Linked DNA regions of Homo sapiens: all the other regions are linked to region 3. Evidence: chromatin contacts called from ENCODE Hi-C or POLR2A ChIA-PET data. All regions are on one chromosome and are shown on one strand. Each heading gives the region's core, a stretch centred on a gene start or an enhancer-like site at or near the end of the contact. The rest is flanking DNA. Distances are from core to core; before and after follow the strand shown.

The links. Hi-C counts contacts between places; a loop is a spot of excess contacts on that map. ChIA-PET counts read pairs that join two places held with the same protein, here RNA polymerase II (POLR2A). Pooled maps may share reads with other maps.
Region 1: a loop to region 3 is called in a pooled map, with 6 times the contacts of the local background. The contact joins the promoter of HOMEZ here to the promoter of HAUS4 in region 3. A Hi-C loop is called at or near these places in 7 of 50 pooled maps. POLR2A ChIA-PET finds 5 or more read pairs at or near these places in 2 of 52 experiments (AG04450 and HEK293).
Region 2: a loop to region 3 is called in a pooled map, with 2.6 times the contacts of the local background. The contact joins the promoter of RNF212B here to the promoter of HAUS4 in region 3. A Hi-C loop is called at or near these places in 1 of 50 pooled maps. POLR2A ChIA-PET finds 5 or more read pairs at or near these places in 2 of 52 experiments (A673 and activated T-cell).

Annotation. Positions count from the first base shown.
Region 1 is chr14:23,283,658-23,287,532 of GRCh38, reverse strand. It overlaps HOMEZ (homeobox and leucine zipper encoding), which reads left to right and starts at 1,401. Exons shown (of 2, transcript NM_020834.3): 1 at 1,401-1,620. The coding sequence starts at 1,581. RefSeq lists an enhancer at 892-1,171 and a silencer at 1,262-1,671.
Region 2 is chr14:23,235,516-23,239,731 of GRCh38, reverse strand. It overlaps RNF212B (ring finger protein 212B), which reads right to left and starts at 1,796. Exons shown (of 15, transcript NM_001282322.3): 1 at 1,677-1,796. RefSeq lists a silencer at 1,742-2,106.
Region 3 is chr14:22,955,565-22,959,907 of GRCh38, reverse strand. HAUS4 (HAUS augmin like complex subunit 4) reads left to right here and starts at 2,818. Exons shown (of 10, transcript NM_001166269.2): 1 at 2,818-2,992. It overlaps MIR4707 (microRNA 4707), which reads left to right and starts at 2,879; the gene lies at 2,879-2,958. RefSeq lists a silencer at 1,296-1,656 and enhancers at 1,456-2,034, 2,035-2,614, 2,997-3,126.

The DNA.
Region 1 (3,875 bases), core at 152-2,651, 330 kb before region 3:
ATTATTATTATTATTAAATTTTTAGAGGCAGGGTGTCACTCTGTTGCCTAGGCTGCAGTGCAGTGGTGCAATCATAGCTCACTACAGCCTACAACTCCTGGGCTCAAATGATCCCCCTGCCTCAGCCTCCTGAGTAGTTACAAGTGCATGCCACCAAGTCCAGCTAATTTTTAAATTTTTCTGTAGAGACAGGGACTCGCTATGTTGCCCTTGCTGGTCTTGGATCCTAGCCTCAAGCAGTCCTCCCTCTTTGGCCTCCCAAAGCGTTGGGATTAGGTTTATGAGCCACTGCGCCCAGCCCATTTATCTTTTAAGGAATATAGCGACTCAGGCAAGAGACATAGAGGACTGTGTGCCCTATCCTGTTTTGTCTTCAAAGGATCTTTCCAGAGACGTCAGAGTCAGAGGCTTTGTGAAATTATGTTGCCAAACAGAATTGAGCAAGCCTGTCTTCTTACATTTGTTACTCTGTCTCACAGAAGATGGGGAATCCTAAAATACAAATTTTGGCCCATAACTTCATACTGTGTGGGATACTGCTTTGTTGAAGTCCATTTTATTGGCATCCCTTTCTTTTTGTAAGTTAAAAAAAATTTTTTTGAGACAAGGTCTCGCTATGTTGCCCAGACTGGCCTCGAACTCTTGAAATCAAGTCATTCTCCCACCTCAGTCTTCATCCCTTTCTAGCTAGCGAAAAACAAATACTATGGAGAGCTCCGCGTCCTCTTTTCTAGGGCAGGGAGGGGAGCCTGAGGGTCTGGTAGGTCCCAATGAGGTGACTGCTCCAGCACTTCGTCTTTGGGAACATCTGTCTGGTGCCAGTTTGACCCGGGGAACGGCCTAAGTCGCCCGCAGGCTCCTAAGGTCCTCGTCTTTCCGGGTGGCAAGACATCTGATCCCTCTCGAGAACAAGTTCCCAGTTGCTTTAGGCGCTTTGTTACAGCTGACGCTGCTGGTGGCGGTTGGGCTCTCGGCTGGGAAAGGCGCAGCTCGTTTGTATGGCTCCGGAGGGGGCACTGAAAAGGTCTTCCTGGAGGGCTTCCTTCAGAAGGAAACAAATTGGGAGTTGTTGGCGGTCCAGACAGTTCAGCAAAGTGCAGTATCCCTCCTTGGGGAATTTCGGAAGGATCCTGGTCCGGTGTATTCCAAAGGTCCGGCGCCGATAGGTCGACGGTAGGGGGAGGTACCATGCACTGCAGCTTGGCCCCAGGGGACATCTTCCCTGCCCCACGCATCCAATAGATGACCCCAGCTGAGGCCCACGCAGCCAATACCTGACTTCAGCCGAGACCCACGCAGCCAATGGCCAGCCCAGTGCGCTTCGCCCGTGCCCGCCCGCCTGCGCCTACCAATCAGGACTCGGGCCACCTTGGCACCGCCTCTGGACGCCCACCCCACCCATCCGCCCCGCCTCCAACTTGCTCGAGCAGGGCTGGGTAGACCGGCGCGCTCCCGGGGACGGTGGGGGGGGCAGTCCCGGTTTCGGCCATCGCTGGGGTGGGCTCGGAGCGGCCGCACCGGGCAGCAACCCCACTCCCACTCGGAGGCCCCCTGCCCTCTCCCCCACTTCCCCCCGGCCCATGGTGCGAGGCTGGGAGCCGCCGCCCGGGCTGGACTGCGGTGAGTGATCCCCAGCCCCTTGGACTTCCCCTCCCAGCTCGTGTACGGTCTCCCACCTCTGGAGCCCCATCCCCGCGCTGGTGGGGGGATAATTCTAGGTTCGAAGTGGCCCGGTTCTCTCTTTTTTCTCCTCTGGACTTTTCGGTTCCCTCCCCTGTTGTAACTAGGGGAGGGTGAGTGTCTGTGTAGGGGAGGGCAAGAAGGTTGGGTTGGGGCGCCCTTGGCGAGAGTAGGATTGAGATTCGCCTGCCTCATGGGGCTTATCGTCCCAAGTGCAATAACTTTTTGTTCCCTGACCCAGTTCGGAGCCTTCTGGACTGCCTGTGAAATGGAGGATAGGAGAAACATTTCCTTCCCAGGCCCCCCCGCCACACAAACCCCCAACCCCCACGGCTACCTCCTGGCGACCTCAACACACGTGCAGAACCTGGCCTTGCTTCTGGGGATCAGTGGCCTTTGGGAATGAAAGGTTTAGAAGAAACTGCCCCTCTGACTCCCGTACCCAGCCATACTAAGAGAACCAACCAGGAAACTGAGAACCTGAGTCCTCTGGGGTTCCTAGTGTTGCGTCCTATTCTGAGACTCCTAAACTGAAAGAAGACTCAAGCTGAGACCTGTTTGGTAATGTGGGCCCCTATCAGGAGATTTTTTTTTTTTTTGTCATGTGAACCTCCTTCCCATCATACACTTGAAGCCCTTTTATATTACATGATTCGGTTAGTTGGTAGTAATTGAAAAAGCCAGATTGGGAATTTTAAAGATAATGCATACATATCTTAAACATTATAATTAAAAGTATATCCATTTCACCAATCTTTTGATGTAGTGGTGAGACTGTTTTTGTGTCTAAGACTGCTGTTCAGAGTTCCCAATTCTCTTTCCAGTATTAACTACACAGGGAGTCTCAAACCTGGCTGTACCCTGAGAACTTTTAAAAACTTTGGATGCCTGGACCCCAGTACAGACTATTGAACCTGAATGGGAAGGAGGGTGGCCTGGTTTTTAAGCTTCCCAGGTAATTCTAGTGTGCAGTCTGAGAGCCACTCAGGCACTTTCATCATCTTTGGTTTCCCGTTTTGCTTTATTTAAAGTGAAGTATGAATTTAGACACTTCTGAGTGCAGAGTACTTTTGAGATTAAGTCCCACCGCTCAATCTTTTACAGTTGTCTTGCTCACTCCCAACTCAACAATTTTTAAAATGCATACTCTTCCTTGCGTTATGTCTCTCCAAAACATTTGACTTAGTTTTCATAGGAGCAATTTTTTAAAAATCAGTATTCCTGAAGAAACAATTTTTAATGCAGTGATTTTTCATAGGTTTAACATGAGGTTTAATTACATTATTATATAGACACTGAAAAATATGGACATAAGCAGGTTTGTAATCACACAAAACTGGCCCCAGGACACAGGACAACTGAATGAAGCAGATGATTTTGGCGCACTAGTAGCAGCCTACTTAGCCTTTAGTTTCCAGTGTACTGTGGGTATTGGTCATGTAATCCAGTGGCTCAGTTAAGCCAGGCTCCTGGCCCAGTTGAGCATCCCTCCCTTCCACTCTTTCCAACTAATATCACAAATACTTTGTCCCTTCTAGACGCACTTGAATTCTTGAGTATTCCATCAACTCTTTACGTTCATTCACATCAAACTGTTCATCTTTAAGTGATTATCACTATTGCCTTTGTTAAGTTGGAAGGATATGAGGCAGTAAGCCTTAACCTGGCTTCTTGGCAGCAACTAAAGCCCCTGAGTTTATTGTGTAAGTGTGAATGTTTATTTTGGGAAGGTTAGTCATAACTTTCTGAGGGTCTGTAACTTTTGTCTGATTCTCAAAGAGGTTCATGAACTAAAAAGTTAAGAAGCATATAAGCTGAATATCACTATAAGTCTTTAAGGCCCTTAAAACTGTATCCCCAAACACATTTCAGGAGTGCTTCAGATTGTCTCTAAATAAAGATTTAGGGAATTCTAAAGGATCATATCTCATCTCCCACTTTTATTTATTTATTTATTTGAGACAGAGTCTCACTCTGTCCCCCAGGCTGGAGTACAGTGACGTGATCTTGGCTCACTGCAACGTCCGCCCCCCAGGTTCAAGCGATTCTCTTGCCTCAGCCTTCCCAGTAGCTGGGACTACAGGCGCATGCCACCATGCCCGGCTAATTTTTGTATTTTTGGTAGAGACGGGGTTTCACCATGTTAGCCAGGCTGGTCTCGAACTCCTGACCTCAAGTGATCCTCCCGCCTCGGC
Region 2 (4,216 bases), core at 547-3,046, 280 kb before region 3:
CAGGAGAATCACTTGAACCCAGGAGGCAGAGGTTGCAGTGAGCTGAGACCGTGCCATTGCACTCCAGCCTAGGCGACAGAGCCAGACTCCGTCTCAAAAAAAAAGAAAAAGAAAAAGAAAAAAGAAAATACAATCCTAAAAATATAAAAACAAAAAATGAATCGTCCATTTCTTTTTTAACTACTTCCTGTGATATGGTGAGAGTGGAGCCAAGAGAAGGTAGTGAACCAGAAAGAGAAGATCACATATTAGCCACTTGGGACACATTTTATCTAAGGGAAATAGGGCTGATGAATGATGGTATGGTCTCAGCTTGTATACTTTCCTTCCACAGAAGGAAATATACTTTTCTTCTGCAGAAACTCAGAATCAGGCCAAGCATGGTGTCTCACACCTGTAATCCCAGCACTTTGGGAGGCCGAGGTGGGTGGATCACCTGAGGCCAGGAGTTCAAGACCAGCCTGGCCAACGTGGCAAAACTCCGTCTCTACTAAAAATAAAAGAAAATTAGCTGGGTGTGGTGGTGCACGCCTGTAACCCCAGCTACTTGGGAAGCTGAGGCATGATAATTGCTTGAACCCAGGAGGTTGCAGTGAGCCAAGATCGTGCCACTGCACTCCAGCCTGGGCGACAGAGTGAGACTCCATCTGAAAAAAAAGAAACTCAGAATCATAGATCTGATATGGACTTTGAAAAATTACTTAATGTTTGTTCAGTCCCAACATTTTTCAAAAGAGGTACCTGATATTCAGTAAAATTAAATGACTTGTCGAAAGTTCCATCTTTAGTTATTGGTCTCCTGATTCCCCATGTAAAGTTCTTGCTCCCACATTAAATAACTTTTGTGTTAGACATGGTAATCATATAGCCTGTATTTTCTGCCAATACCAATTTCATATACTTTGTTAAATACCTGAGTAAATGTGACTTTGTAAGGTTTCTTTGTGGGATTATTATTATTATTATTATTATTATTATTATTATTATTATTATTTTGAGACAGGGTCTGGCTCTGTCTCCAGGTTGGAGTGCAGTGGCAGATCAGGGCTCGCTGCAGCCTGGAACTCCTGGGCTCAAGCGATCTTCCCACCTCAGCCTCTGGAGTAGCTGGGACTACAGGCGAGCACCACCACGCCTGGCTATTTTTTATTTTTATTTTTATTTTTTGTAGAGACAAGGCCTCTCTGTGTTACCCAGGCTGGTCTGGAACTCCTGGACTCAAACGATCCTCCTTCCTTGGCCTCCCAAAGTGCTGGGATTACAGGCGGGAGTCACTGCACCGGGACTTTTCGTAGGATGTGTGTGTGTGTGTAACCGCTGAGGGATACAAACTTCGTAAGATTTACGATAAAAAATGTACTGAATAAACAGCTCAACGCAAACGCATCCCACAGTGCCACGAGCTTCGTTGTCCTATTTGTTCGATCGTGATACACTAACTTTCACCAGCAAGTGAGTCTAAAAAACCACTGAAAAGGCCCCGTTCTATATGCCCAGGTTTGTTTAAGGGCAGCAACAATGTCATCCCCTGAATTGACCAGATGAGCCCAACATAAAAAAGGCAGTGAACAGGGTGATTAAGGCGACCCTGAGGGCAAAATTCCCCTGCTTTCCAGAGGCGATGGGGCCTCAGCCGTCTCAAGCTTCTCAGTTCTTTTTCTGGCTACACTCCCTACCCGCTTGGCCGCTGTGATTCCAGAAAGCCTCAGATCTCAGGAAATCATCCAGTTCTCCTCACGAAGAGCTGGACATGGCGGGAAAGTAAACAGCTGGCTTGGCACCGGGTGAGGAAAGAGGCTGGGCGCAGCCGAGGCGGTGTGAGAGGTGTGGGCGGGGCCTGGCGGTATGCTAAATCAGTGGGCGTGGCTCCGTGGCGTGCGCGGGGCGTGGGCGGGGCCCGCAGAGGCTGTCACTGGGCTAGGAGCGGCTCGCGGTGGCGGGAGAGGGGTGTAGGAGACTTTTCCCAGCAGCCCAGGAAAATTCACCTCACTTAAAAGATTGGGGACAAATAAACACTGTAACCTAATCCCATACATGTTACTGTGGAAACAAAAAGGTGAAAATAAAACCTAATTAATGTTCCAATAAACGATGAGAACGCAATATAAATTGTGGTCATAAAGTGGGCGAAAACTTTTGCTTAATATTCTAAAATGAAATGAAAATAATGGGTGCTTTGAAAGAATAGCGTAAAATCGGAAACAGGAAAATTTAAAAATGATGCGGACAAAGAACAGTGTGATATTAATTGAGAACTAACAAATTTCAATTAAAAAAAGTCAACCTTTATTCAGAAATTTTTGGCCAGGGGCGGTGGCTCACGCCTGTAATCCCAGCACCTTGGGAGGCCGAGGCGGGCGGATCACTTGAGGTCAGGAGTTATAGACCAGACTGGCCAACATGGCGAAACCCCGCTTCTACTAAAAATACAAAAATTAGCCGAGTGTGGCGACACGCACCTGTAATCTCAGCTACTGAGGAGGCTGAGGCAGGAGAATCGTTTGAACCCGGAAGGCGGAGGTTGCAGTGAGCCGAGATCGCGCCACTGCACTTCAGCCTGGGAGACAGAGAGAGACTCCGTCTTTAAAAAAAAAAAAAAATTAGCCGGGTGTGGTGGCGGGTGCCCGTAGTCCCAGCTACTTAGGGAGGCTGAGGCAGGTGTATCACTTAATCCCACGGGGTCGAGGCTGCAGTTAGCTGTGTTCACGCCACTGCACTCCAACCTGGTTGAGGGAGCAAGACACTGCCTCAAACAAAAAAAAAAAAAAAAGAGAGAGACAGAATAAGATTGGCATCAGATTTCTCCACAGAAGCATTCTAGATAACAATGAAACAACATTTTCCAGATTTTCACGGAAACTATGATCCCAGAAATTTATATCCCCTTATATTGTGTTCAGGTATAAAGGCCACTGGCAAAAAGCATGCAAATGAGCTTTTCCTGAGGAATCCACTTAGAGTAGTAGTTCTCAAACTTTTTGGTCTCAGGCTTCCTTTACAAAATTATTGAAGACCCTCCAAAGAGCTTTTGTTTATGTAAATTGCATCTACCAATATTTACCAAATTAGCAATTAAAAGTGAGAAATTTTAAAATATTTATTATTTGAAATTTTTAAATATTATTTGAAAACAATAATAAACCCCATTAAATGTGTGTTTGTTTGTTGTTGTTGTTTGGGGTTTTTTTGCTTTTTGTTGTTGTTGTTGTTGTTTTTTGAAGCAGAGTCTCACTCTGTCGCCAGGGCTGGAGTGCAGTGGCGCCATCTCGGCTCACTGCAACCTCCGCCTCCTGGGTTCAAGCGATTCTCCTGCCTCAGCCTCCTGAGTAGCTGGGATTACAGGCGCCTGCCATTACGCCCAGCTAATTTTTTCTATTTTTAGTAGAGACGGGGTTTCACCGTGTTGGCCAGGCTGCTCTCGAACTCCTGACATCATGATCCACCTGCCTTGGTCTCCCAAAGTGCTGGGATTACAGGTGTGAGCCACCGCGCCTGGCCAAAATGTTAATATAAATAATCTATGGAAAATATGTTTTCCAAAACAAGAAAAATTTAGTGAGAAGAGTGGCATCGTTTTTACATTTTTGTAATCTCTTGCTATGTAGCTTAATAGAAAGCTGGTGGAGTCCTATATTTGCTTCTGCATTAACTTTTGCAGTACGCTGTTTTGGTTGGAGTGTGTGAAGAACATTTGGATTCACTCAAATATGTGGGGAAAGAGAATGGTATTTAAATGGCCTTTTCAGATAATTGTGAACATTTCTCTTTGATATCACATAAAAATTCAGGAAGTCTGAGTTAAAAGTTGATTGCAAAGTGGGATCTGAACCATATCAATGAACTTTTTATAGCCGGTTACATTAAAATTATTTGGTCTGTTTTGCACTTTAAATGGATCTTTTGCCCATGCACGATTTTGTAACATCATACATTTAGACCAAACTGGTCATTTCAAAAATTTTGGTTCACTGAGTTATACACATCAGTGCATTTTGTTATACAATATTAAATATTGACACAGTTCATTACACAATATAAAAAATCACTTTTGTTAATATCACTATCTATCTCATCAGGTAAGTATTTGAGTCTTGGGAAGCTGTCAAGCTGTCAGTTGCAGGTACAAGTTTTCCAAAGGTCTAATTTTCATCTGAAAGCTTGAATTTTATCATTGGCAACAAATACTGTCACTGGTTTTCCTTGAAGTGGCAAGGCA
Region 3 (4,343 bases), core at 1,569-4,068:
GCATAATAAGTGTCAATTTAAAACACCTCACTTTTAGTCTTTCCAATGCACTTTCTCAGCCATTATCTCATTTGATCATTACATCGACACTATGAGATTGGAGGAGCTAGAAATAAGTTATTTCCTCCTTTTGACAGATAAGGACCCTGAAGCCCAAGGTCACACAACTTGTAGAGACAGAGATGGAACAGATAATTGCACATGAAGGTCTGATCCAATTCAAGGCTTCTTTGCATCACTATCCCCTCTGTCCTCCTACCTGAAGACAGCTTGCTCCATCCTTCACCCCCTCATTCCCCAAAGTACTTTAGCCAAAGCTTCGTAGTACCATATTAGAGAACTTGACAAATCTGAGAGACAAAATTTCAGTAGATTTCCGATCAGCTCTGAGTCACCAAAGCATACTTGCTATTTTGTTCCAAGTGCCGTTTGCTATGGACATTATGCCTGATATTTAACTTTGCTGTGCTTCAGAGCTGAGGAAGCATAAATGATTTTTAAAAGCTTCAGAAAATGACAGCAGTTCAATATTAAGCATGAAAGGTGGCAGCTGATGAGCTGACCAAGAATATAAAATTTCTTCACTGGACCACACCATTCCTCTATGCATATTAATAGAATTCTGTAGCTGGTACTGAAGGAAAAGGCGAAACTCCCCATCTCTCAGCACACCTAACGGAGATTCCTTTCCTATCACTCCAGGCTATCACCTTATCTAATGTAAAAGATGTGATATACTTGGCACAGTTTACTTAGTATTGCATATTTTCTTTTTGTATTTTTTTTTTGTAGAGATGGGGATCGTCTCGCCATGTGGCCCAGGCTGGTCTCGAACTCCTGGGCTCAAGTGATCCTCCTGCCTCGGCCTCCCAAAGTGCTGGGTCAGGCATGAGCCACTGCACCCCGCCTAAACATTTTCTTTATTTTTAATTTTTATTTATTTTTAATTTTTTTCGAGACCGAGTCTCACTCTGTTGCCCAGGCTGGAGTGCAGTGGCACGATCTCAGGTCACTGCAACCTCCGCCTCCTGGGTTCAAGCGATTCTCCTGCCTCAGCCTCTGGAGCTAATTTTTTGTATTTTTAGTAGAGACGGGGGTCTCACCAGGTTGGCCAGCCTGGTCTCAAACTCCTGACTTCACGTGATCCGCCCGCCTCAGCCTCCCAAAGTGCTGGGATTACAGGCGTGAGCCACCATGCCCAGCTCTTTATTTTTTTAAATTTATATTTTTGAAATAATTCACCGAAGGTGTGGGTGGGAGTGAGGGTTGGGTTTAAGGTTAAGACAGGTGGGCCGGGCGCGGTGGCTCATGCCTGTAATCCCAGCACTTTGGGAGGCCGAGGCGGGCGGATCACGAGGTCAGGAGACTGAGACCATCCTGGCCAACGTGGTGAAACCCCGTCTCTACTAAAAATACAAAAAAAATTACCTGGGCGTGGTGGCGCCCGCCTGTAGTCCCAGCTACTCAGGAGGCTGAGGCAGGAGAATCGCTTGAACCCGGGAGGTGAAGGTTGCAGAGATCGCGCCACTGCACTCCAGCCTGGCAACAGAGCAAGACTCCGTCTGGAAAAAAAAAAAAAAAAAGATTAAGACAGGTGAAAGATATTTGGCCGGGCAGATTGCTTGAGGTCAGGAGTGCGAGACCATCCTGGCCAATATTGTGAAACTCTGTCTCTACTAAAAATATAAAAATTAGCCAGGCGTGGTGGCTCGTGCGGGTAATCCCAGCTACTCAGGAGGCTAGGGCAGGAGAATCGCTTGAACCTGGGAGGTGGAGGTTGCGGTGAGCCGAGATCGTGCCACTGCGCTCCAGCCTGGGCAACAAGTGCGAAACTCCGTACCCCCAAGAAAACAAACAAACAAACAAACAAAACAGGCGAATGAGGAATGCGCGCTAATAGGGAGTCTGTGGTGGGAATTCGAGAGGAAGGTGACCCTGAGGAAGCACTGTATGGTGCCCGGCATGGGCTGGGCTGGGCTGGGCTGGGCTGGGCGGCAGCGCCTCAGAGCCAGGCCTTAGTGAGGAGACTCGCAGGACGCGGCTTGGGTGGCAGGTCTGGGAAGGTTCCTTCCGAGAGCTATTGGGACAGGTTTAGACCCCCCAAATGGCGACCTCGAACTTAACCCTTTGTGCCTCAGTTCTCCCCCTCTGTAAAATGAGTATAATGGTGACTTTCTCACAGGACGCTTTAAGAACTAAACGAGGCCTGGCCGAGGGCGGTAGCTCACGCCTGTAATCCCAGCACTTTGGGAGGCCGAGGCGGGTGGATCACGAGGTCAGGAGATCCAGATCATCCTGGCTAACACGGTGAAACCCCGTCTCTACTAAAAATACAACAATTAGCCGGGCGTGGTGGCGGGCACCTGTAATCCCAGCTACTCGTGAGGCTGAGGCAGAGAATTGCTTGAACCCGGGAGGCGGAGCTTGCAGCGAGCCGATATTGCGCCACTGCACCCCAGCCTGGGCGACAGAGCGAGACTCCGTCTCAAAAAAAAAACGAGGCAAGGCAAGCAAAATGCTTGGCGTAGTGCCTGACTCATCGTAGGCCCTCAATAAATGTTAGCAATTACCACCATTTTCTCAGCATCTGCCCTTCACTGGGGAGGCACTAATGAGAAGGGGCAAAAAAGCCTTTCCGAGACCATCCTGTTTCCCAGTCCGGGTTCCACCACCCGAGCATGCGAACCCAGGGCGTTGGGAACCCAGCGCGCACCCGTCGAGGGGCGGGGCCTGCCGTTCCCGCCTCGAGTGTGGCCCCGCCTCCACCTCCTTCGTCGCGGCCTCTAGTGCACTTTCGGCTCCTTCCCCTTCCCGGGCCTTTCAGCTTGGTCTTTCCGGGCCTCGCTTCCCCCAGCCCCTGCGCCCGGCCCGAACGAGAGGTTCCGGAGCCCCGGCGCGGGCGGGTTCTGGGGTGTAGACGCTGCTGGCCAGCCCGCCCCAGCCGAGGTTCTCGGCACCGCCTTGAGAGCTTCAGCTGCCCCAGGGTGTGCAGGTTTGCTTTAGAGGGTCGGCGGGCGGAGCTTCGGGGAAGAGGAGCTCTGGGAGAGTCATTCCGGCCAGTGGCCGGAGACCGTCGTCGCTCTTGGGAATCCTTGGCCGCCCAGACAGAAGGGAAGTAGGCGCCGGAGAGCCCGTTCTGCATTTTGATTCATCTCGGGCCCTGTAAGGGTCATATCTTGTGAAAATAACCTGTAAAATCAATTTAACGTTCAGTGCAGCGTGTAAAGACAGCTCTAAGAATTTAAAAGACGCCTGAGTCAGAACATTTAAATGCTTGGGTCCCTGTAGCAGCGTTTTAACACGTCTGAGTGCAGAGGGTGGAGAATCGAGCCTGATTGCCGTTCACGCCCTGTAACCTTTAAGAAGGGTAAAGAAAGGCACCCTAAAAAACGCAAGGGGACACTTACCCTAGGGGGGGACGAACAGCTAGCTTTTTGGAATTTGGGTTGGTCTTCATTTCCAAGTGCGAAATTTGCCTGCAAAACTTTTTATTTGCAGTCATAGATCAACGATAAACAGAATTGTTAAAACACTGAACTTAACTAAGTAGTGGCTTTTGTTGACAAGTCGATTGTGTTATTAATTCTTAATGTCTCATCCAAGGCAGGAATCGTTATCTCAGTTTTGCAGGTGGGAAAAGTTTGGCACAGAAAAAAGCATTTTCCTTAAGTTCTCAGAAGCAACGGCCGGCCGAGCTGCAAATTAAGTCCCAGCATTCTGCCTCCTCAGCTGCGTCCCCCTCTAGACCATGTTAGAAAACAAATGAGTAGTTACTTTGATGTTACTCATAAAACGATCGAGTAAACCAAATGTTCTATAAACATGAAGCGTTAAATCATAATAACCTTCAATGCCTGTTCAGCTTTGGGAGGCTCAGTTGCCCTTTGGAGTTTGATACCTTGCAGAGAGGAGGGGCAGAGCAAAAACATGAAAAGTAATGTCAAGGGAAAATTTTTGTCTCCTGAGGTCAAACTGTGCCCATCTTTACTGCCCCTGTGTTGGTGTCATTCCTTTCAGCGCACTCCATGTTCTGGCAAAACACCCACAGCTCACGTTCTCGTTGTAGCCACATTACACCTTTGCATTACTCTTTTGCCACTGACCTCACTGTCAGTCTTCTTGTCACGCTGTTTCCTCCAGGTGCTCTTTTCTTAGGCTGTTATGTGAAAACCAGTTGTTCAAGTGTGGAATGATTTGTCATTCCTGAAGGATGATTCTAGAGTTAATGATAAAAAAAAAAAAAACTACCAACAGATCTTAGACAAAAAAAGAAGCACAAAAAAACTATTATGGAATTTGATAGCTGAGTTATTTGGGGGGAAAAAGTAGACTTTGATTTTTTT